Linked DNA regions of Homo sapiens: all the other regions are linked to region 1. A link is an interaction called in ENCODE POLR2A ChIA-PET data of the cell type or tissue named here. Cell type or tissue: PC-3. All regions are shown on one strand. Links, peaks and the distances in the headings refer to the core of each region. The heading gives the core; the rest is flanking DNA. Region 1 overlaps MIR9-2HG (MIR9-2 host gene). Region 2 has its middle 24 kb from the start of LINC02144. Region 3 overlaps TMEM161B-DT (TMEM161B divergent transcript). Region 4 has its middle 23 kb from the start of LINC02488.

What was found. Peaks named below come from ENCODE experiments on the same cell type or tissue, not always from the same donor. Only the 100,000 strongest peaks of a DNase experiment are listed, where the experiment ranks them.
Region 2: POLR2A ChIA-PET joins it to region 1 with 10 read pairs; 2 of 35 experiments call an interaction of 5 or more read pairs at or near these places.
Region 3: POLR2A ChIA-PET joins it to region 1 with 11 read pairs; 3 of 35 experiments call an interaction of 5 or more read pairs at or near these places.
Region 4: POLR2A ChIA-PET joins it to region 1 with 15 read pairs; 2 of 35 experiments call an interaction of 5 or more read pairs at or near these places.

What each region holds. Positions count from the first base shown.
Region 1 is chr5:88,658,823-88,664,766 of GRCh38, forward strand. All of the region lies in intron 2 of MIR9-2HG (MIR9-2 host gene), which reads right to left. Among named protein-coding and RNA genes, the nearest start is that of MIR9-2, 5.1 kb to the right of the region's middle. RefSeq lists enhancers at 553-1,066, 1,067-1,578, 2,175-3,000, 4,825-5,648, 5,649-5,944 and silencers at 2,120-2,309, 2,630-2,709. In PC-3, for the core only: no CTCF peak of the experiment used is centred there; DNase peaks (open chromatin) are centred at 1,889 and 2,319; H3K4me3 peaks cover 1,734 bases; H3K27ac peaks cover 746 bases.
Region 2 is chr5:87,753,917-87,759,860 of GRCh38, forward strand. No RefSeq gene overlaps it. Among named protein-coding and RNA genes, the nearest start is that of LINC02144, 24 kb to the left of the region's middle. RefSeq lists an enhancer at 1,259-1,898. In PC-3, for the core only: no CTCF peak of the experiment used is centred there; a DNase peak (open chromatin) is centred at 3,235.
Region 3 is chr5:88,287,358-88,293,301 of GRCh38, forward strand. All of the region lies in intron 2 of TMEM161B-DT (TMEM161B divergent transcript), which reads left to right. Among named protein-coding and RNA genes, the nearest start is that of TMEM161B-DT, 21 kb to the left of the region's middle. In PC-3, for the core only: no CTCF peak of the experiment used is centred there; a DNase peak (open chromatin) is centred at 3,624; H3K27ac peaks cover 456 bases.
Region 4 is chr5:87,636,554-87,642,497 of GRCh38, forward strand. No RefSeq gene overlaps it. Among named protein-coding and RNA genes, the nearest start is that of LINC02488, 23 kb to the right of the region's middle. In PC-3, for the core only: no CTCF peak of the experiment used is centred there; no DNase peak of the experiment used is centred there.

The DNA.
Region 1 (5,944 bases), core at 420-5,419:
TCTGAATTTCAATGATATTACATCTATTATTGTCTTCATGAAGGTATTATGTCCAAATATATTATATGAAGTATTTTTAATTAGGCCAGTGTTGATAAATACGTAATTATATTTGAGATACTTATTCGGTGAAAATATTTCTAAATCATACTTGTTAGAAATTTTTCCATCCCAGTAAATTTCATTCATATGTATACATTTGTGTGTGTAGGAAGACATTTTTCCCTAAAAGACAAAGATTTAAGAGACATTCTGGGTAATATTCTGTAGATCATTTTTTGTGGCCTGATTCAGAGAAAGTATTTATTGTCTATCTTTTTTTTTTCTTTACGCACATCTCTTTTCTCAAGTGGTTCCTTTCACAGGTTTTCACCAACTATTAAAGTGATTAGCGTCTGTAGTTTTTTCCAATCTCCCACTAGCTATTAATGATATAATAAAAAAAATCTTAACCTTGTCAAGTTTGAATTTAAAACTTAAAAAAGCCAAGAGCCAGGTTGCAGTTAAAATTCTCCTGATAACTTGTTTTCCGAGGGCCAGTGACTATTAAAAGAAACTCAGAGAAAACACGAAATCTGTCAGACAGCTACTTAGTGACAGAATTAAATGAATATTGTTAGGTAAGTGTTTTAATAACGCAGCATTTTCGAAGCATTTTCTGAAGATTATTTCTCATTGGCCCTGTCATAAAGTGGTAGCAAACTGCTTTAAAACAGTAATCAGACCGAAAGTAGTTGAGGAAGCCTATGACAGGAAGTTGTTAATAATATCCTTCGAAATTTACCTGTGAAATACAGAGCTTGACTACTTTTGTAAAAGTGGAATTGAAAGTAAACGGCCTCTGTAATGCAAATCGACCAGCAGCAAGAAAGCCACTACCTTTGGAGTCCCACGACTTCACCTGAGCTTGCAATAGACCTTGTGCGCCCTTTGGTTCATGGAATCAAAACTGTTTTGACATGTTGGCCAGTGCCCTTCGGTGTCACTGAAGCTCAGCCCGCGGACGGCGGTGTGTCAGTGTGCACCGGGAGGCCTGGGCCTCAGTCCCTGGGCTCGTGCCTACGCAACAGCAGGACCGCCCGCGGCCTCCCAGGACCAGTGACCGTCACCCGCAGTAAGGATCGGGGCGGCTCCGCCAGTTTCGGCCCTCTTTCCAAGACCTCTTTCCAAGGCGCTCTTTCCTAGCCTCACCCGAGGGCCGCAGAGCCGGACCTGTGCCGGGCGAGTTGGATTTAGCCCAGTTAGAGTTAAGATGGTATCATTAGCTGCGCACAGCGTGACTTCCCGCTAATCCTCTCTGCAACTTACAACAAGTTTAAATGTCCATGCATGATGTTATTAACTGGCTTTAGTAAGTGCTTAAGACCCAGATCTCTTTTTAAAGTAATCTCTGAACAAGTTCTACTGTATCCACCCAACAAGGAGATTAATATTTCCAGCAAATCTGATGATGGGGTAAGATGTGCCCTGAGCTCCTATGGGCAATGGGGGTAGAAGTGGGAGTTGCCCCAGGGAAGGGCCCAGAGTGGCAAGCGCTCACCAACGCCGGCCACCGAGCAAAACTTCCCCGCCCCCGCCCCCCACCCAGCTTCCCCGCAGGGAGACCCTTTCCGTTAGCAGCTTTTCACTAAGTTAATAACGGTGTGTGTGTGGTGGTGGCGGGGAGGGGGGATTTGGGGGTTACACAATATCTATATCAATGATATTGATCACGTCCAGGGAAGAAGCCTGGGCAAAACTAGAGACACCGAGTGTCAGCAAAAGAAAGCTTCTTAACCACAAGTTGCGTGCCGCCTGAGGAAGGTGCCCTGTGGCAGGGGGTGGCCGCTGGGAGATGCCTGCCTCTAACCGACGTCCAGGCGTGACTAAACCTCGACGCCACCCCCATTCACAAGCTCAACTCAGGGATTCCCAAGCAACCGCAGACCGGAGGTGGCGCAGAGGCAGTGACCGAGGTCGCTGATTAGGGGCCGAGAGGCTGGCAAATAATAATTTTAAAAAAAAAAAAAACCGGAATAGCCTTCGCGGACGCAGCTCAGCGTGCCAGGCAAAGGACAGTCTGACGACCCGCCCCTGCCGAGCCCCGCAGCGCGGCGCCGGTGTCCAGCAGCCTCCAAGGCGCCGAGCGCGGGCACGGGAACTTGAGCTAGCGCAAACTTGGGCGGCCTCCCAGCCTGCTACCCGGGCCGCAGCGCGCCCCCGGCCTCCCAGTCGCGCGCCAACCCGGGAGCGCGCGCGCCGGCGCACCAGCTCCATCAGCTAGAGGAGCCCGTCTCCCGGGAAACACCAATCAGACGCCCGCTTTCAGGCGAGGGCCGCGAGCCGCAGCAGCTGCAGGAGGACTCGGGCAGTTGGCGGTCACCGGGAGGCGTCGTCCTGCCCCGCGGCGGGCCAGCCGCCTTCGCTGCTGCCACTGCCTAGCCTAACCGCATCTGCAGCCAGTCACAGAGTCGGCTGTCTCCTCTTTGCACCGCCCACGCCAAGTACCTTGCAAGGCGGCTGCTAAGCCTGGCTAATTTTAGATCTCCAGAATGCGCTATGCCCGCGCTCAACTAAAACCAAGTCAAACCATCAAGCACAGTGATGTGCTGCTTTTTGAACAAATATGGCTCAAAACTCCGTATTTCCCTGAATAAAGTCGATTATCTGCACTTTTTAAAAGCCCTACCCCCTGTGGTCTGGCAGTTGGCTGAAAAGCGGAAAGCCACACGCTCCCACCTCAAACATGGTCATCACCTTTCTAAGGAAGTGCACTAACTCTCGCAGCCCTGATTGAGGGCAGATAAATATTCCTTAATATCAATCACAACTATATACTTTCCATTTCCATTCACCATCTTAGAATTAATTCCACAAATAAGTCGAACAGTTCCCAGAAGGGGTGAAATGGGTTCTCTGAGCAAACAGGAATAGAGGGTTCTGCTGATTTCTGTACTAGGTTGTTTAAGTTGTGTTAAGAACCGATGAGCAAAGAAACAGGGTTAACAAAGCCATCCATTAAAATCCAGAGACACTGAAGAACTGCCTTACATGTCCCAATTGCTGTAGGACCTGTTTAACTATCTCGAAGTAGTCATGTTAAAACAATCGACCCAGCATTATAGATATCTTTTTTACTCAATAACTGATTCTAATTAGTTCTTAGTCTTAAAGAACACCTTGTCCTGTGTTGCCCATCTCACCACTGCCACCCCCAGTTCCCACTAAATGCAACATATTATGGTGTGTTTTACTTAACTGTAGCACATTAGGGAGGAAAGGGTATCAATTTTCTGAAACCACAGTGACATTTCCAGATGTATAGATTCATAGGAAAAAAATAGATACATAGACAGTTACATACTGTCATTCATTTTCTAGCCACATTGGAAAATAAAGCCTTTGGTTTCATCTCTCCATTTTTGAAAAGTCAAAATTCCTAAAATGCTAAAATATCTTAAAATATTTATATGTATCCATCTATATGGCTTCCTTATAATTTAAATGGTTTCTTAATTTTCATCAGGCTACACAAAAATCAAATTAGAATTTTATATTTTTCCAAATAAGAAAATTATTTTAATTTTAAAAATAAACACAAAGAACTCTTGTGGTGGAAAATTTACTGTTCAAGGTGACCTAAAGAACAGTCACTTTGGAAAATATTCCATTTTGAATGTAAATAATGCATGTCTCATTATTATGCATAATAGCAACTTCATTAAGGGATTGATACTAGTGAAAATACCCATTCACATTCAGCAAGGACACTGAAGAAGTCTTCCTGAATCTTTTTTTTAACCTTTATCCAATTTTCATTTTTGTTGTTGTTTTGTATTTTTTGTATGACTATGTTTATCCTATATCCTTTATTATTTGATTAGTGAGTGACTTTTCAATGTTAATTTTCTGGTATAACAAAGTAGGGTAAAGAAAATAAATGGGTTCTATCTTTATATTTACTTTTACAGGTATCATTTTATCACCCTATTTCTAAGTATTTCATGAAAAGATTCTAGATGTCAAAACCTGCAGTTAACGTTCCTGTTTAGAAATACGCAAAATAATACCTTTGACGTTGGCAACTCAGATGTATTATTCAGCAAAACAGCAATTACTCATTGTTTTGCACTTACATGTTAAGAACTATGAGACACTTGGTGACACAATAACAAAATTGCAAAGTCAATTACATTTAAAATAGACATCCTAGTAAAACATACACAACCAACTCCATTTACTTTTTTTGAACTGTTTTGTTTCCTTTTTCTGACTGTTTACAGTCAAATAGATTTCGTGAATGTTAAACCGAAGGATAACTGATTTACACACATCATGAGGGGGAAAAAGTTAGAAAGTAGGGGGAGGGGCATAACATAAAAAGGAAGTGTATTCCTGGGCACGCCAGAATCCGCCTAGGGAGGTGCCAGAATATTCTTAAATATTTTGGGAAATGATGTTCTTTTGCAATGTCAATCACAGTGGCAAACTTTGAAAGAGCAGTGTGCCATAATTTAAAGCAAAATTTAAGCTAGATTCACACTAACAATTCTATGCAGGACTAAAGTAGTAAAACCCACATAGAGTCCATTTATATTTAAGAATAGAGAACTTCAGGTGGGGCTAGGTGTTTGTTTTATGGTATTTTAATTGCAGAAGCAGAATTTTTGTAATTTGAACTCGCCAGTACTGAATTCCACCTCTCATCCCAGCCTGAAGCCTGAATTGAAGTTCCCATCAGAAAATTAAAATGTTTGTCTGGATAAAATAACTTCTAAATGAACTATTTCTTTTCGTTTCTTTTTGTATTTTCTGCAATGTAGCCCCTCGCAATGATATTAGTTCTAGTGTGGGAAAATATTATAATTGAGATTTGGTAAGTTATTTGCAGACTTTTCTTTACAGTTTTTCTTTACACTGTGCTGACATTTAGTACAGCCCTGGTGAGGAAAACAATACTACCATTCATAGCTCTAGACGTAGATTTCAATCGACTTAAGCGGGCACAATGAAACTTGGTCATTCACTGGTTACCCATATTGTGTTCTCAAATTTTCTCTCAGCAAAAGTATAATGACTCAGTATTGTATGGTTGCATAGACAAGGGCTCGGAACAAGAGACACTAGTTTTGTCTGACGGTGTGAGAAAGTCGTGAAGGGATCTTTTCTTCCAGATGGTGTTAAATTCAGCTGCCTTTTTAACATTGGCCTTGCACAGCAATCTGCTGCTCCCCTTTCACAAAGACTGCACTTGGTTCCCACTAGTTAACATGCATACTCACGCAACCTGCAACTTCACTCCAACTGTTTTACAATGCAGTGGTATGCTAAATAAACTTGATCCGGTTTCTGCCAATGTTAAAACTAGGTTTCAAAGAACTACTTAACTGATATTTACACTTCTTTTGACTTAAATGTACATGCCTTTGGAATATTACGGGTTTCAAAGAAATATCACCTTATTATAAGGTCAATGTACAGATTATTTCCAACACCCTTCAAACCTATGCTCAGATACAGTACCTCTCTTCAACACACACAAATAAAACAAAATGTCAGAAGTTTGATGTGTAATAGAAAAAAGAAAAATTGGGACATGTTGCACCAAGGGCAGTGGAACAGCAAAAAATAAAATGAAAATAATAACATTGAAATGTATTTTTATTGATCGATAAGTTATGTAACATTAGTATGATACAAAGCAAGTTTGATATGACAATGGCAAACACATAATTATAATATTGTTTATTTTCCTTAGATGTTATATTTAACATATTTACATAAAAGACCAAGATGTAGGCAAAAGCTTCAGTAATTTGACTTCATTGAGTGCTTTCAGTAAACAATAGGTTTCTCCAGCAAACATCTTATTGCCTTAATTGAACCTCCTTGAAAAAGAAAACCACACACTTTGTAATGTAAATGTTAATTGTAGTAGACAATGGTTCTAGGTAAATAGCACCCC
Region 2 (5,944 bases), core at 511-5,510, 900 kb before region 1:
TTACTGGGGTTGAGGATTTTTTTTAAGTGTAATGATAAAATATTGTGATAGATGGCAGTTCGTCTCTCTTAATTGCACTAAAAGCAAAACACTTATTCCTAAGGAATAGTTGTGGCTTATACAAATACAAATCTCTTTCTTTTCAATATAGAGTAAGCCACTCTCCATTTAAAGGATCAGTTCGTGTACAATCACAGTCCCTGGTAGTCTGCCAAACACAATAGGGGCATTAATTAACATGTGCTGGGGGATTCATCAACATGCACAGTGGTAGCATGCAATTGGAGCCTTTTTTTCCTCCCCTTCCCTCTCTACGTTGGCAGAATTCATGAAAGATCTACTCTAGTATGTAAATCAGTTCTTGCTAAACGCCTTGTAATGGAGTTCCTTTATTTTTCAAAGCTGTTGTCAGAGCTACTCACATACCCTAGAAAGACACTTACTCTGTCTCTTTCTCATGTTTAAAACCCAACTACAGTGGGCAAAAATAACATATTTGTTTACTTGTCATGCAGTCTGCACTGTAAATAAATCATCTGATAAATTACTTCCCAAAAAAGAACAGAATGAGATTCATTTCCTTTAATGTTGTACCGGTGGGGATGGCAGAATTATTCTCCCTGTTAGCCCAGGGTGACAGTATGCTGGTCTGCTAACTTACCTGAGTGTTGAGAGAAGCACTAAATTTAGCGTCTACCACCTGGCACGAGTAGGTGAAAAAAATGAGGAGTAAATTTGATTTAAATTACTTCTCAGTTGGGTCTTTGGTTTGTCTTACCTTGCTAAGCCCTCACTGACTGATTTCAGTACCTTTTGCATGTTCTTTGAGATCTAGATATGGGTTAATCACTCAGATCTGTAAGAACCAGACTTTGGACAATAGAAAATCTGCCCTCTAGAAGTAAAGAAAATGAAATCAAGGAAATAGAAAATTGTATCTTTATTTTCCACTTCTGAAAAAATGTATACATGTTTCAATTTAATTTGAGTTTTAGATTGTATAATTTGTGGCTAGTTCTTATTTTAAAAAATGAAATAATATATGTAAAGTGCTTAGCAAAGTACCTAAAATAAATGCCTAGTAAATGGCAGTAGAAATTATCCTTCGAGGTGGTGTTGGAGGTGTTATTATTATCATTTATTTTCTTTTATAGCCTGGAAATCACTAGTATTATAAAAAGTACAATGCAAATTTTATGTTTTAATCATTTTCAATATATATTAATAAAAGGCTTAGTTTTAGCATGTAGAGGAGATGTAGAATTTGAAGGTTCAATTTGATCATCTCAGCTGTTCCGTAAATGTGTGTACTTTATATGACTGCTTAAAGAGAGGCAGTTTAGTGATTCAGATGTCTTTAGAGTTATGCACACCTGGTTTCCATCTCAGTTCTACCATCGTGTGACCTTGAGCAAATTATTTAACTGCACCAAGGCTCAGTTTCCTCTTTTGTAAAATAGAAATAATGGTTGTAAAGATCCAGTGGGATGACATGTGTCAAACATTTGACAGTATCCTGGCACACAAAAATGACTCAATCATTGGTAGAGACACACTCTTAATGTGCCAAAAACTTTCCTTTTCTTATGCTGAAAGACACAGGGAGGATTCTTTAATCCCCATCAGGGGTGCGATTGCCGTCTTTTCCTCTTACAAAGAGCAGGTTCTCCTGCCCACTAACGCTCGGAGGAGCTGAGAAAACAAGCCATCTAGAAGCATTCCATGTTGTTGCCTTCTCCTCGATTATTCCCTGAGATTTACATTAGTATGTCATTAGCAGTCAATGAGAGTCAGATAATTAAAGCTGCTTTCATTTAAAACAAAAGCAAAACCAACCACTTTTAATAAATAGAAAATTCTGAAAAATTAAAATTTAAAAGTGAAAAATTATCTGTATACATTTTTCTCTTACTGGATATTTTTAGGAAAACAGGAAAATACCTCTGTTTCATAAGCTTTCATTCTATCATGAATTCCAGCATATTTATTTAAAAATTTTTTGGAAATGATAGAATATTTGTGGCAGTATTAATACTATATTTCCTTAAAATATGAAAAATTAGTTATACTATAAGTGGTTTTTCACTGAGAACATTTTTTGGCTATTAACACAAGTGTTTTGATATGCTTCTATGGATCCATTTCTTCCTAAAGCTCTATTTATATCATATTTGATTTGTGAGATATTAAATTATATCTCAGATATACTTTTATCTATAATAAGAAATTACAGGGTAATTTTACTACATTGAATTTAAACAGATTAAAAAATATGACTGAACTTGGATTTTATGTGGAAAAGAGGTTCAGCATTGTAGCCTATGTTCCTCATCCTCAGCTGTTATCAGTATGAGGAAGTAAAGTTAGTTCTATAGGAAAAAGCTTTCGGAGGAAGACCATTATTCTTTTATGAGAAAACAGAGCATCCATTATGCTTCATATTTATTATTTCATTGCTTCGAGTAGATTTATTTATTTTACTTTATTTTTATTTATTATTAATATTTTTTGATTGACAAATCATAATTATATATATTTATGGGGTACAAGGTGATGTTTTGATATATGTATTCAATGTGGCATGATGAAATTAAACTATCATATCCATCACATCACTTACCTATCACTTTTTGTTTGTTTGTTTGTTTGTTTGTTTGTTTTTTGAGACGGAGTCTCACTCTTGTCACCGAGGCTGGAGTGCAGTGGCGTGACCTCGGGTCACTGCAACCTCCGCCCCCTGATTCAAGCGATTCTCCTGCCTCAGCCTCCTGAGTAGCTGGGATTACAGGCGCCTGCCACCGTGCCGTGCCCGGATAATTTTTGTAACTTTTTTAGTAGAGACAGGGTTTCACCATCTTGGCCAGGCTGGTCTTGAACTCATAACCTCATGATCCACCCGCCTCAGCCTCCCAAAGTGCTGGGATTACAGGTGTAAGCACGCCCAGCCCACTTACCTATCATTTTTTAAGGTGAGAAATTTAAAATCTACTCTCTAAGTTATTTTGGAATATATAATACATTATTTTTGACTATAGTCACCCTGCTGTGCAATGTCTTTCAAAACCTATTCCCCTGGTCTATCTAAGCTTTGTACCCTTTGATCAACAATTTACCATTCCCTCTCTCCTTTTTCTTTTCCCCCAGTCTCTGGAAGCCATCATTCTACTCTCTACTTTTATGAGTTGCACTTTATCAGATTCCACATATAAGTGACATCATCTGGTATTTGTCTTTCTGTGCCTGGCTTGTTTACTTATCATAATGTCCTCCAAATTCATCCATGTTATCACAAATGACAAAACTCCCCATTCTTAAAGGTTGAATAGTATTCCATCGTGTGTATACACATTTTCTTTATCCATTCTTCTACTGATGAACACTTAGGTTGTTACCATATCTGGACTATTGTGAATAATGCTGCAATGAACATGAGAGTGCAGTTATTTCTTCAATATATTGATTTCTGTTCCTGTGGATATATACCTACAAGTGGAATCACCGGGTTGTATGGTAGTTCTACTTTAAGTTTTCTGAGGAACTTAATTTACATTCCTACCAACAATGTATAAGGATTGCCTTTTCTCTGCATCCTCTCTAATGCTTATACTTCATCTTTTAAATAAAAGCCATCCTAACAGGAGTAAGGTTATCTTATCATGGTTTTAATTTATATTTCCCTAATTAGTGAGTGATACTGAGCATTTTAAAATGTATCTATTGACCATTTGTGTGTCTTCTTTTGAGAAATGTCTGTTCAGGACCTTTGTCGAGTTTTAACTGGATTGTTTTCTTACTATTGAGTTGTTTGAGTTTCTTATATATTTTGGATATAGACCCCTTATTAGGTATATGGTTTGCAAATATTCCCTCCCATTCTGTGGGTTGTGTCTTTACTCTGTTGGCTATTTCCTTTGCTGTGCAGAAACTTTTTGTCTGAAGTTATCCCATTTATCTATTTGTGCTTTTGTTGCTTGTGACACAAAAATAGTTAGAATAGGCCACAAAAAATAATGAAAGAATGAATAAGACTTAGTATTTGCTAGCACAATGGGTGACTCTAGTCAAAAATAATTTAATTGTACATTTAAAAAGAAGAGTATAATTGAATCATTTATAACACATAGGAGAAATGCATGAGGTGATGGATATCCCATTTACCCTGATATGATTATTATGCATTACATGCTTGCATCAAAATAGCTTGTGCAACCCATAAATATATACATATACTATGTACCCAAAAAATTAAAAAATATATATGATATTTGAAAAGATACAACATATTGATAAGAGCAGATGTTAAGTGTTCTCACCATCAAAAAAAAATGAGTTAAGTATATGAGGTAACAAATATATAAAGTATTTGATTCAGCCATTCCATCATATCAAAATATGGTGTACATCATAAATATATATAATTTTTATTTTTGTCAATGAAACAGATTTTAAGAAAAGGTTATATCTAAAAAATAATGGCCTAACCCAACGTTGTGAAGCTTTTCTCCTATATTTTCTTAGTAGTTTTACAGTTTCAGGTTTTTAGTCCATTTTGAGTTGATTTTTGAATATGGTGTAAGGTAAGGGTTTACTTTCATTCCTCTGCATGTGGATATCCCGCTTCCCAACACTATTTACTGAAAAGACTGTCCTTTGCCCATTGTGTGTTTTTGGCACTTTTGTCAAAAATCTGTTTACTATTAATGCATGGGTTTATTTATGGGTTTTCTATCCTATTCTATTGGTCTATGTCTGTTTATATTCTAGTAACATGCTGTTTTGATTAAAATCACTTTATAATATGTTTTGAAATCAGGATGTATGACACCCTCAGCTTTGTTCTTTTTGCTCAAGATTGTTTTGACTATTTGGGGTCTTTTGTGATTACACGCAAATTTAACCATTGCTTTTTTCTGTGTCTGTAAAAAAATCACATTAGAATTTTGATAGAGATTGCATTGAATCTGTAGATCACTTTAATAATATAGACATTTTCATAATATTAATTTTTCCAATCCATGAACACAGGCTATCTTTCCATTTATTTATGTTTTCTTCATGTTGCTTCATTTTAAAGAAATAGATAACTGCCTATGGCCTCAAGGAGCTCGATTCCTTGTTGAGACTGGTCAGACATACATGGAACTTACTTATTGTTAGAGAATATGGAAGTTTGGGCATAAGTGGTTTTTCAGTTGAGACTATATAAGACATTTGTCTATACAAATCTTCTGAAATTGCAATTCCAGTGTTAATAGGAGAGATAATTAGTTAAGATCAACAAAAGCTTTTTTTTTTTTCTTGATTGGAGAAAGGCCAGGAAAAGAGCCCTCCTTGAGCATAACTGAGTCTCAATGAATTTGGGCTAAAGTGAGATAGGAATTGAGTGGAAGAAAGTGAGAGCAACAAAACTTGAAGTTTCTCCTTTCTGACTACTGCTGTTCCTTGATAAAGAGATGGTTATGGTCATCCAAGTTAATTATAATTTCCTGCTCATAGTGTTTGCTGAGAATATTTATTTATTATAAGTACTACTATGGAGTTTTCTATATGCCAGGTACCTCTCTGATTACCTTATAACTACGAACTTATTTAATCTTCAAAACAACCCTATGAGTCATGAATCATTATTAACATCTCCATTTTATAGGTGAGCGTACTGCAGCACTGAACAATTAACTAACTTGCTTAAGTTCTCCTAGCTAGAAAGTAGTTGGGCTGGGATTGCAACTCCAGACAGTTCGGCTCCAATGTCTGTGCTCTTATCCACCAGCTGAACCATGCTGCATCTCCAGCAAGCTGCTCTAGTCTTTTTGTCAGGCAAAAGTGAAATTGAGTAGAAGGAGAAGATGGGTGGCAGAGGAGAGTTGATAGAAACGTGTCACCTATTCAAGGTCACCAGATTGCATATCTGGCATCCTTGTGAGTCCAAAGTTGATGCTATGGC
Region 3 (5,944 bases), core at 630-5,629, 370 kb before region 1:
AAGAACCTTGAGATGAGGAGATCATCCTGGATTATCTGGTGGACTGTAAAGTCAATGACATGTATTCATATATGACAGAAGAGAAGACATGGAGAAGAGGAGGGAGTAGTTGTGACCGTGGAGGCAGAGAATGGAGTAATGTGATCATAAATCAAGGAATGCTGACAGCCACTAAAGCTGGAGAAGGCCAAGGACAGATATTCAATCCTCCCGTAGAAGTACAGCCCTGCTAATGCATTGATTTTGGACTTCTGGCCTCAGAACTGTAAGAGAATAAATTTCTATTGTTTTAAGCCTTCAGTTTGTGGTAGTTTGTTACAGAAACCCTGTAAAGTTAATACACAGAGTTCAAAGAGAATCCGGTAATATCTCTAAAAGACTCGTGTATTAGTCAGGATTCTCCAGAGAAGCAAAGCCAATAGAATGATACATGTTGTTAAAGCAAATTAAAATGGAGACCATGCCTGAAGAATCTCTGTGCAGAGAAACCCAGTTAGGCCTCATAAGTTAACCTTACTTGATTTGCAAACATAATCTAAAAGTTAACTGGAGCTATTTCCGGTAAATGAATATAACACAACTTAAGCTCAATCAGTCAGAAGCAGCTTTATAATTATGTAGCTAGGGACTTTCCAAGAGGATGACCAAAGAAGGAAATGATATAACTATAACCAAATAAATATTTTCTTTGCTTTCCTGTTCCTCCTATAAAAGCCTCCCCACTGCTGAGCTGTGCTCAGCAGAGCTCCGAAACAACTTCTGGTTTAGAGTTGCCCGATTTGTGAATCACTGTTTGCTCAAATAAACTCTTTAAAATTTTATTGTATCTCAGGTTATCTTTTTTAGATAGATAGATGATATATGATAGATAGATAGATAGATAGATAGATAGATAGATAGATAGATAATAGATAGATAGATAGATTATTTATTATGGGAATTGGCTCAATCACAGAGACCCAAGATCTGCCGTCTGCAAACTGGAGAACCAGGAAAGCCAGTGGTGTAATCAAGTTCAAAGGGCTGAGAACCAGGAGAATCAATAACTTAATACCCAATGTAATAAGGCCTGAGAATGTGGGGTAGGGATGCTAGTATAAGTCCTAGAGTCTGACTACTGCAGAACCAGGAGTTCTGATGTCCAAGGGTAGGAGAAGATGGAGGTCCTAAATCAAGAATAAAGCAAATTCACCTTTTCTTTGCCCTTTTTGTTCTATTTGGGCAGGCCTCCAGTGAATTGGATGATGCCCACCCACACTGGTAGAGCAGATCTTTAGTCAGTCTTGATTCAAATGCTAATTTCTTCACAGAGGCACACAGAAATACTGTTTTATCATCTATCTGGATAGCCCTTAACACAGCCAAGTTGACACATAAAATTAACCATCACAATTAGGTTTTCCTGGGTTGGAAGGAATGGGAGATAATGAAACGGGTGCTGGAGGGTAGAGGAGGTCTGAGGGACTTCTTGGCGGGACTATGTGAACCAGAATGGAATGAGCAAATTACAGACCCCACAGTCTCTGCTCTGACAGAGATTGCCAGAGTTTGAAATAGACCTGATAGGGTTACTACAGGTTACCAGAACCGGGAAGTCATGTGGCAGCCAAGCTAATATCCAAAGATCACCCAAAGAGTATTTCATGTGATCAGGAAGAGTCTCTGTTTAATTGACAACTGCTTCCCACTTCCCATCCCCTTCACGTGTAGCAGGAGTCACAGCTGTCTGTATGCAGGTACTTTACTCGACCCTATCCAAACTATTAATAGGAAAAAGTACTTTCTCAGTAGTCTAAGTAGTCACAAACCCTAAGAAATACAGAAAAGATTATGGACATCTACGGGAGTGCCAGTGATATAAAATGATAATCCATATCACATGGAAACCCTCCCACATAAATAATCTTTATTTGACTAGGACTTTATTCATTCAACTGAGATTCTCCAACACCCCTGATAACCAGCCAGGACCGTGCTGATCCTAGGCAACAATCTAAAAGGAATAATTAAAGGATGCTCTGGGAGCATCTATAAGAGAAAGCAGTAATCAATCGAATACAGCACGGGTTTATCTATAATAATTTCAGTCTAATTTAATTTTCTTTCTGATAGTGTTACTAGGCTAGTCAACCAATAAAATGCAGTAGGTAATATTTTTCTGGGCCCATGAGGTATTACTGACTTTTTTTTTTTTATCATATCCTTGTGAGTAAGTTGGAGGGGTTGGGGAGGCTAGATGGTAGTACTGTCAGGGAAGGACTTAGCATCCAAAGGGTACTGACTCCTAGATGGCAGTCAGCCTCTCCAGAGGTTTTTAGTATAGAATTACAGTCCTCGGTCTTCTGTGTTTCATTGACTTAAAAGAAAACATAGAATCCATATTTATCAAATTTTTACCTGATTCAAAATCAGGAAGGATAGTATTTTTTCCAAACTTTGGAACAGCTTGATGTTGACTCTGGGCTAAATTCTGTATGGGCATAATTAGAATCAATAAAATTTTGAGAGTCTATAACAATATAGGCAGAGTCCAACAAACTAGTAGGATTTTTAAGTTTATTCACTCATTTAGATGTCACAAATTTCTGGAATATCAACTCTGTGTAAATGTCTATGTTAGGCTTTAGAATATGAATAAGGTATGTTAGACTGCAGGAGTTTAAAATCTGGTGAATAAAACAAACTTGTAAACACAAAATACAACAAATATTAATTGTAAGGCATTATTTAGCATTATATTTAGTAAAAAAAACTACAGTTAATTGTATGATATGCACAGGGACTGGCATGTGTGAAACACCTTTAGACATTTAATAAGCTGGAAAAAATAATATTTACCATAAACATATACTACTGGTGCAAACATAAAATAGTAATTTTGTGGAAAGTAATTATGTACAAGCCATACTATTTAATGCAGCAATTTCCTTCTAAGAATCTACTTTAAAAATAATCTAAAATATATTCATGTTATATATATATAAGGAAGTTCATAATCAAATTATTTATAATGGCAAAAAAGTTTAACATGAATGATTAAAAAGATAGTATAGCCATATGATAGTGTCATAATCATAAACAGTTATGTCTCTAAAAAACAGGTGTCTGAAATATTATGTCACATTCTAGAATAGCATGTTATAGTCAACTAGAAGTCTGGGAAAAAATGATTTTTTTACTGTAAAACCTCTTGAAAGTTTTGAATTTTGTGCCATGTTGCGTGTAACACATTCAAAAAATAAACACAATTTTAAAATAAAGGATTCAACTTAAAATTTTAAAAATACACTTACAGATAGTTTTTAATGATATAAAGAAATACTCATGATATACTAAGTGAAAGGCAAGGACATTACATTATTTCTTGCAGCAGTTATGAATAATTGGAAAATGTATTACCTGGCTGTATTACTAGGAATATTTTCTTCAGTATTTTGCACCCTAAGAAATCTAGGACTGGTTTACATAAAAGCAAGCAGAATGATGAAGAAACTCACCTTAAGAACGGTTGAATGAAAATGTAAATGTTTAGCCTGGAATATATATATATATATGAGATCATGATGACTGTCTTCAAGCATCTGACATCCTGCCATGTGAAAAAGTGATCACGCTTCCACTGGAAGGTCTCAGAGGATGGAACTAGACCCATTGGCAGGAGCTATAGCAAGCCATTTCAACTCGATGTCAAAATACTTGCAGACTTAGTCACTTGCTTATATGTCATTTCAGTTCAATGTCAGGAAACACATCCAAAAAGAACAGGGCAAAAAATGAGTGGTTTCCCAGTCACTTGAAAGATTCAAGCATAAATTATCACTTCCTTGATAGGACATTATGGAAGAGATTCAAGCATCAGAAGTGTGGTTTTTGGGTGTGATTCCAGCTGTACGAGAAGCCATTTAATCCCCCTGGAACTTAGTTCTCCATAAAATGGGGACGTTTGACTAAAGTACCTCTATCTCTTTTTGAGTTTGAAACTCTTTTGATTCTGCTTTGGAGTAACAACATTTTTCTCTCTTCCAGATTTATATATCAGCTTTTTATCAGTTGAAATAAACCACCCTGGGCCGGGTGCAGTGGCTCACACCTGTAATCCCAGCACTTTGGGAGGCCGAGGCAGGTAGATCATTTGAGGTCAGGAGTTCAAGGCCAGCCTGACCAACATGGTGAAACCGCATCTCTACTAAAAAATACAAAAATTAGCCCGGTGTTGTGGCAGGCGCTTGCAATCCCAGCTACTCAGGAGGCTGAGGCACAAGAATTCCTTGAACCTGGGAGGTGGAGGTTGCAGTGAGTCGAAACCAAGCCACTGCCCTCCAGTCTGGGCAACAGATTGAGAGTCTGTCTCGAAAAAAATAAATACATAAAATAAATAAGCCACACTGTACTTGTGAAGATTAACTGAGATGTTTAAAACATTATTTGCAAAAATGCAAGACATGATGTAAGTGTAAAGCATTATTATATATCAACATAATTGACCATTAGAAAAATGCAAATTAACACCTCAATGAGATATATCACCAGACACCTGTTAGAATGGTTAAAATAAAAAGTACTGATGATATTAAGTGCTGATAAAATGCAGAGTAACTCGATCTCTCATACATTGCTGATGCTAATGTAAAATGATATCACCACTCTAGAAAACAGTTTGGCAGTTTCTTATAAAGTTAAACATGCACTTACTATACAACCCAGTAATACACCTACTGGATATTCATTCTAGGGAGATCAAAATTTACACCCAAAAACATGTACATAAATGTTCATATCAGCTTTATTTACAATAGCCCAAAAGGAAACAATCAGATGTCCTCCAATTGATAACTGGTATAACCCTATCACAGAATCCTACTGAGCAATAAAAAGGAAAGCACTGTTGATACATACAACAACTTGAGTGCATTTCAAGGCTGTTATGCTGACTGAAATAAAAGCTAATCTCAAAAGGTTATGTATTATGTGATTCTGTTTATATAACATTCTCAAATTGCAAAATCACAGCAATGAAGAACTGATCAGTAGTGCCAGGGGTTAGGGTTGTGGGGAGGGTGTGATGATGAATGGGCAGCGTAAGAGAATTTCTTTGGAGTGATGGAATAGTTTTATATCTTGATTATAGTGATCATTATATTAAACAATTGCATGTGATAAAATTCTATAGGACTGTATGCCAAAAATAACTTAATATGTTTATTTTTAAGGTCTGGAAAGCATGGAAATTTGTATCTTCATTCACTTTTGTTTTCATGGACTCTTTTCATGTTTGAACTTTTCATGGTATGAGCTGTTTTATAATCTATAATATGGAATGTTTCTCATACGAATGTTTTTCTTATTGAAGAATGCCATAGAAATAAGGGTGTGAGGTATACTTACTTGACAGGAGAATTTTACTCCTTTTATTTTATTTACTTATTTATTTTTAAGACGGAGTCCTGCTGTGTTGTCCAGGCTGGTCTTGAACCCCTGGACTCAAACGATCTTTCTCCTTGGCCTCCCAAAGTTCTGGGATTACAGGTATGAGCTACAGTGCCCTGAGAGTCCTTTTTAAAGTAGTGAATGCTCAAACATGGAATTAAATTTAGGCAAAGCTCACTTTTATTTATACATAAAACAACTTCAGCCATGTACCTCATAACGATATTTTGGCCAATGTCTGACCTTATATACAATGGTTGTCCTGTACGATTATAATGAAGCTGAAAATTTTCTATTGCCTAGTAACATTGTAGTAATTGTAATGTAGCACAACCTATCACACGTGTTTGTAGTGATGCTGGTGTAAACAAACCGACTGCATTGCCAGTCTAGTATAAAAGTCTAGCACACACAATTATCCACAGTATATAATAGTTGATAATGATAATAAACAACTGTCACTGGCTTATATATTTGCTATACTATACTTTTTATCATTATTTTAGAGTATATTTAG
Region 4 (5,944 bases), core at 283-5,282, 1.0 Mb before region 1:
ATGCAACAAGAAAGGTATACATTAATGTTGATAGCAGCATTGTTCACAACACCCAAGAATTGGAAACAACCCAAATGTCCATCAATAGCAGACCAAGTAAGTTGTGTGCATATGCACAACAGACTGCTATACAGCAATGAAAACGAAGGAATTATATTCATCCTCACATCTGAATAAATCTCACAACCATAATGTGGGTAGAAGAAACCTCAAACAAAATAGTACATACTCTAAGATTTTTATCTGTAAAAAGTTCCAAATATATGCAATACTAAAGTACAATATTTAGAGACACATGATTTAGAGGAGGCATGAGGATGTTTCTGGGGTGCTGGCAGTGCTCTTGACCTGGTTGATGGTAACATGGATATTTGCTTTGTATTATTATAATGGGCTGAGATATACATTTTTGTTTTCTATATTTTATAAATGTGTTATATTACTATAGAATGCCTTTAATAATAGAGATTACTTTTCTAAAATTGGGAAATTTGGTTGTTAGAAATGCTGGAAATAATCTTATCACAGGTATTCTGGTCAGAATGATACACCAGCACTTGCTGTTGGTAAACTTTGCGGATGAATGTTCTTCAAAAGGAGGTCCTATCTCCCCACTTCACAAATACAGTTTAGTGTCCTCTAAGTATGGTTGAGGGTTTTTCAGTCTTCCCCACTTTTTTTAATAATGTCAGAACATGCAATATATTTTAAATCTATGCAAGATCTTCCTTCCTGCTGTGCTTAATTTCTGAATCCAATGCTGTCACAAAAACAGATGCAATGTGATGCCCGGTGGAAAGAGCAAGTACCGATTTTCATCAGCACTACATAGCCTCTCCTGTAAATTGGTCCTGTGCACCCTGTTCAGGCAGATGGACCACATGTTTTTTGATGGTTTTATATTAAGATGGTAATGGAAGACAAAGTTACTTTTTAAAGTGAAGTAATTATTTTTCAGAATTTGGAAACCAAATCATCAAAGTAGAGTTGAGTTTGTTTTTTTTTTCCTATTTCAAGTATTTAGCTTGTGTCAGAAAAAATATTTACTAAAATTATTTCAAAGAATACTTATTAAACTTGGTAATGCTAAAAGGCTCATAATATCTGTTGTCTATTTTGAGTCTGATTTGAAACTAACTTGATGATTAGATCCATAATTTAAAGAAAGATGCTAGATCTAAAAACATTTCTAATTATTATAAATAAATGAAAATGAGAACTCCTGGTACACCAAAAATGTTAATTTGTTTAAGTGAGAAGATAAATATTCTTTCTCCTTTAATTGATTATGTAATCATCTCAATTGTGAATCTGACCTATCTATGCAGCAAGCAAATAGATTTCAAAAGGAATTATTAAGTAGACAGACCTTAGTCAGGCAGTCCTTTTTTTTTTTTTTAACATGAAAATTGGTCCTGCCTTACAAAACACGCAATTAAAGTATTGAGTGACTGTAGGTAGTTGGAGAAGTTACCAGACAAAAGCTTCACATTTCTGTTTATATATAATATCATGTTTCCAGCCTAACTAATGTTTCATGTTACTGAAGGAGAAAGAATATGTTTCATTTATATTATGACTGGAATATACTTGTCCTATATTTAAATAAGACTTTTCCCACTTCCTCAGTTTTGGTGGTACAAAATAAATTCGTATCTGCACATTATTCAAATTAACTATTTCAAGTCTTGTTTGGCTTTCTCAAGCTTATCTTTCTTTCCTATCACGATTCTTTCACCTTAACTCCTTTTTGATAATTCCAGAAACTCAGAGGTTGACATTCATAGCCTAATTCCTTTTACAACAGTGTTACACAGAGAAAGCTGGAAACTCAGAGTCCTCCTTGGCAACTGGTAATACCTCATGATACTTTCTTCCTGCAAAAGGTCAGTGCTAAAACACTGATTCTGCCAATACTTGCCCATTGTACGATGCTTGTAACAGGGAGGGAGGGTGAAGTGGGTGGGGGTGGGGACAGTGGGGTCAGTCCTGCTATTCCGGCAAATTCCTCTTTGACTTCTACTAAAAAAATGCTTGAGTGAAGTATGATCACCTTCAAAATGTGGAAACCTAGCAGCCTAATGTGATGCCTACAGCTACTTCTGCAGTTACACAGCACAAGGACTTCCTGTGTCAATTGCATTGCCCCAGCTTGGCACCTACTGAATACTTAACAACATTTTCAGGTCAATTTGTATTTAGTTTGCAACTAGCCATCTTGGGTTTTCCATCTCTGGAGTACATTATTTTAGACTTGTTCCCATTTCCTCTCACCCTCTACACTTTTTCTCTCCCCAGTAGTACTGTACTATCCTTATTTGCTTCCCTTCTCTTTATGAAAGCCTACTCCAATTTTCAGTTCCCAGGAGAAACAAAACTCTCTTTTTGAAAAAAATCCACTTTTTCACTTATAGAGCTAAGATTGGTTTCCAAACTTCACTGAAATAATTACAGTTAACTACTAGAAAGCCTTGAATGAAGAAGTATAACATTGATTACTTTTTTCCCCAGCAGTGACTTTAGTTTTACTCTTTACTCCTCTCTCTTATTCATTCTCATCTTCAAGTTATATTGTTTTGTTCTCTCCAGTTTCATTCTTACTACTTAACGAGGGCCTCCATCAGCCATCCAAAAGTCTCCCTCTGCTTTAAATTTACCTCTTTTGGTGGGTAAACGGGAGTGCCTATCCTCACCTAGGTCCAGGGGCATAGGCCCAGGGGTGGAGCCCTCGCCAGGGACCATGCCCTTCTCTACCCAGCACTTCCCTGATCCCTCCAATATCACTATCTCTCACATCAGTCTCCCCAAGAACTCAGAGGCTAGGGTTTTTATGGATAATTTTGTGGGTGAGAGCTATGGAATGGATGCTGCTAATTGATTGGGGATGAAGTCATGGAGTATGGAAAATGGTCCTTGTGTGCTGAGTCCATCTCTGGGTGGGGGGACACAGGACCGATTGAGTCATGAGTCATGGGTCTTGGACAGGTCAGTCAGTTCCCAGAATGCAAAAATTGGAAAAACTTCTCAATAGATCAATCTTAGCTTCTACAATAGTGATGCTATCTATAGGAGCAATTGGAGAAGTCACAAATCTTGTGAACGCAAGCCACAGGATTTCTGAGCAGTAAGAGATTATAAAAACTATGCCTACGTTTTAGCAGAATTCAGGACCCTCTCATAATTCTAATCTTGTGGCTTTTCATTCATTTTTGGTCCCTAAGCAAAAAGGGACTTAGTTTTAGGGAAGGTCTATTATTATCTTTGTTTCTAAGTTAAGCATAAACTAAATTCCTCCCATTGTTGGATTGGCCTACACCCAGGAATGAGCAAAGACAAGCAGCCTGTAAAGCTAGAAGCAAGATGGAGTCAGCCATGTTAGATTTTTCTCACTGATACACTCTTTGCAAAGGTGGCTTCACTTTCTTTAGCAATTCATTCTTTTCCATCATGTCAGTTTGTAACAAATTATCTTCACTTTCCTTTATCCAAGAATGTCTTTATTTCACCATTATTCTTGAATGATATTTTCATTGGATATAGAATTCCAGGTTTATAGTTCTTTTTTTCCATCACTTTAAAATGTTGCTGTTTCCGCCTTACATGGATTAGGATGAGAAATCTGGAGTTAAATTTAGTAATGTATTATTTTTCTATGGCTGCTTTCAAGATTCTTTCTTTGTCCTTAGCTTTCAGAAGTTTGATTATAATATGTATTTTGGAAGAGATTTCTTTGGCTGTATCATTTTTATGTGTGCTGAGCATTCTGAAATTCTAAGTTTACATTTTTCACCAGATTTGGGAAGCTTTCAGCGATTATATTTTTAAACATTTTGTTCTGCATACATTCTTTTCTATGTCTGGAAATATAAATAAATTTAGACCTTTTATTATTGTGTTACAGGTCCCCAGGTCTCTATTTTTTCAATCTTTTTCTCTGTCATTCAGATTGGATAATTTCTATCAATCTATCTTCAAGTTTATTAATCTTTCCCCTTTTATTTCCATTATGCTATTGACCTCAACTGAAAATTTTTTATTTTCATTGTTTTATTTTTCATTCTAAAATTTTCGTAATTTATATTGACTATTTTCATGTTAAGACTTCTTATTTTCCCATATATTTCAAGGATGTTTGCTCTTACTTCCTAGAACATGGTTATACTCACTATTTTAAAGTGTTTGATAGTTCCAATATCTGTATCATTTTGGTGTAGTTACTCTTGTGCCATTTTTCTTATGAGATGTTGAAATGTGTCTGGTGCTTCCTACACCAAGTGATTTTGAATTGTTTCCCGTGCTTTTAAAGTATCATATTTTAAAACTCTTAGTCTTGTTTAAATCCTATATAGAATGTTGATATTTGATTGTTTGTTTTAGCAGGCAATTGATCCAGTTGGGTGCAGACAAGTCCATATCTATCTTTGTATGTTGTGTTCAATTTTTAAAGCCTTTGCAGTGGTATTCCCACATGCACACCACTTAGTGGACAGTCTGGGACCTGGGCTGTAGTCAAGACTACAGTTAAGTTCTGAAAGCTTTTACTGTGCTCTTCAGGGTCATATTCATGCACATGGGGCCCAGGAGTGAGTCATGGCATTCATATGCAACTTTATAGAATTGCTTTTTAAAGTTCCCTCCATCTCTCTCTAACACCTTATAGTTCCCAGAAGCCCTCTCCTTCTGGTTCTCTGGCTAAAAGCTGGTGTTCTTGCTTCTCTGGCTCTGCCATGTACTTTCCATTACCCTGTATACCTACAGGGCAAAATGGTAAAAAGAATAGAAAGAGATAAAAAGGAAAAGCAAGTGGATTCTCCTGTGCTCTTGTGACTACAGGTCCTCTGATCAGAGAGGTTTTCTCTTTGATGAAATTGTAAATATCTTTCAAGTTATCTTTTCTGTTTCTGCTACTGCCACTGTGTGATCTCCTGCGGAGTAGGGTGGTAAGACAAGAGAGAGAAAAAAAAAAATTGAACAACACAGAAAGTTCCTCATTATCTTTGACGAAAAGAGATCCCTCATAACAAAAATAGAGAGCTTCTTTTGAAACACTTTCTGTCTGTACCTTGTATGCAGTATTGGGTTCCGGACTGCATTTGCATTCAGGCCAGGTAATAAAAAATGAAAAAAATCTGTTAACTTACTGCTTGTTTAGTGGTACTATCATTTACTTCTTAGTTCTCAACTGTCCCATATATTCTCTTCTGGGATTTTAGTTGCATTCATTTTGAGAGACAAGTTGAAGTATATTTATTCTATCTTGACAAGAAAAGAACTTTCATTTAAAAAAATTATAATTTTTAAAATTGTGATAAAAAACATAAAATTTACCATCTTAACCATTTTTAAGTGTACACTTCAATAGTGTTAAGAATATTCACATTGTCCTACCACAGATCTCCAGAACTTTTTCAACTTGGAAAACTGAAGCTCTACACCCATTCGACAAAAACTCCCTAAATCTCCCTTCCCACACCCCCTGGCAATCCTCATTTTACTCTTTTGTTTCCATGAGCTTGACTACATGAGATGTCTCATGTAAGTGGAGTCACACAGTATTTATCTTTTTGTTATGTGTTTATTTCATTTAATGTAATTTATGCAAGGTTCATCCATGTTGTAACATATGATATGGTTTGGCTCTGTGTCTGCACCCAAATCTCATCTTCTGGCTCCCATAATTCCCAAATATTGTGGGATGGACCCTGTGGGAGATAATTGAATCATGGGAGTGGGTCTTTCCCGTGCAGTTCTCGTGATTGTGAATAAGTCTCAAGAGATCTGATGGTTTTAAAAATGGGAGTCTCCCTGCACAAGCTCTCTCTTTATCTGCTGCCATCCACATAACACGTGACTCGCTCCTCCTTGCCTTCTGCCATGGTTGTGAGGCCTCCTCAGCCATGTGGAACTGTAAGTCCATTAAACCTCTTTCTTTTGTAAATTGCCC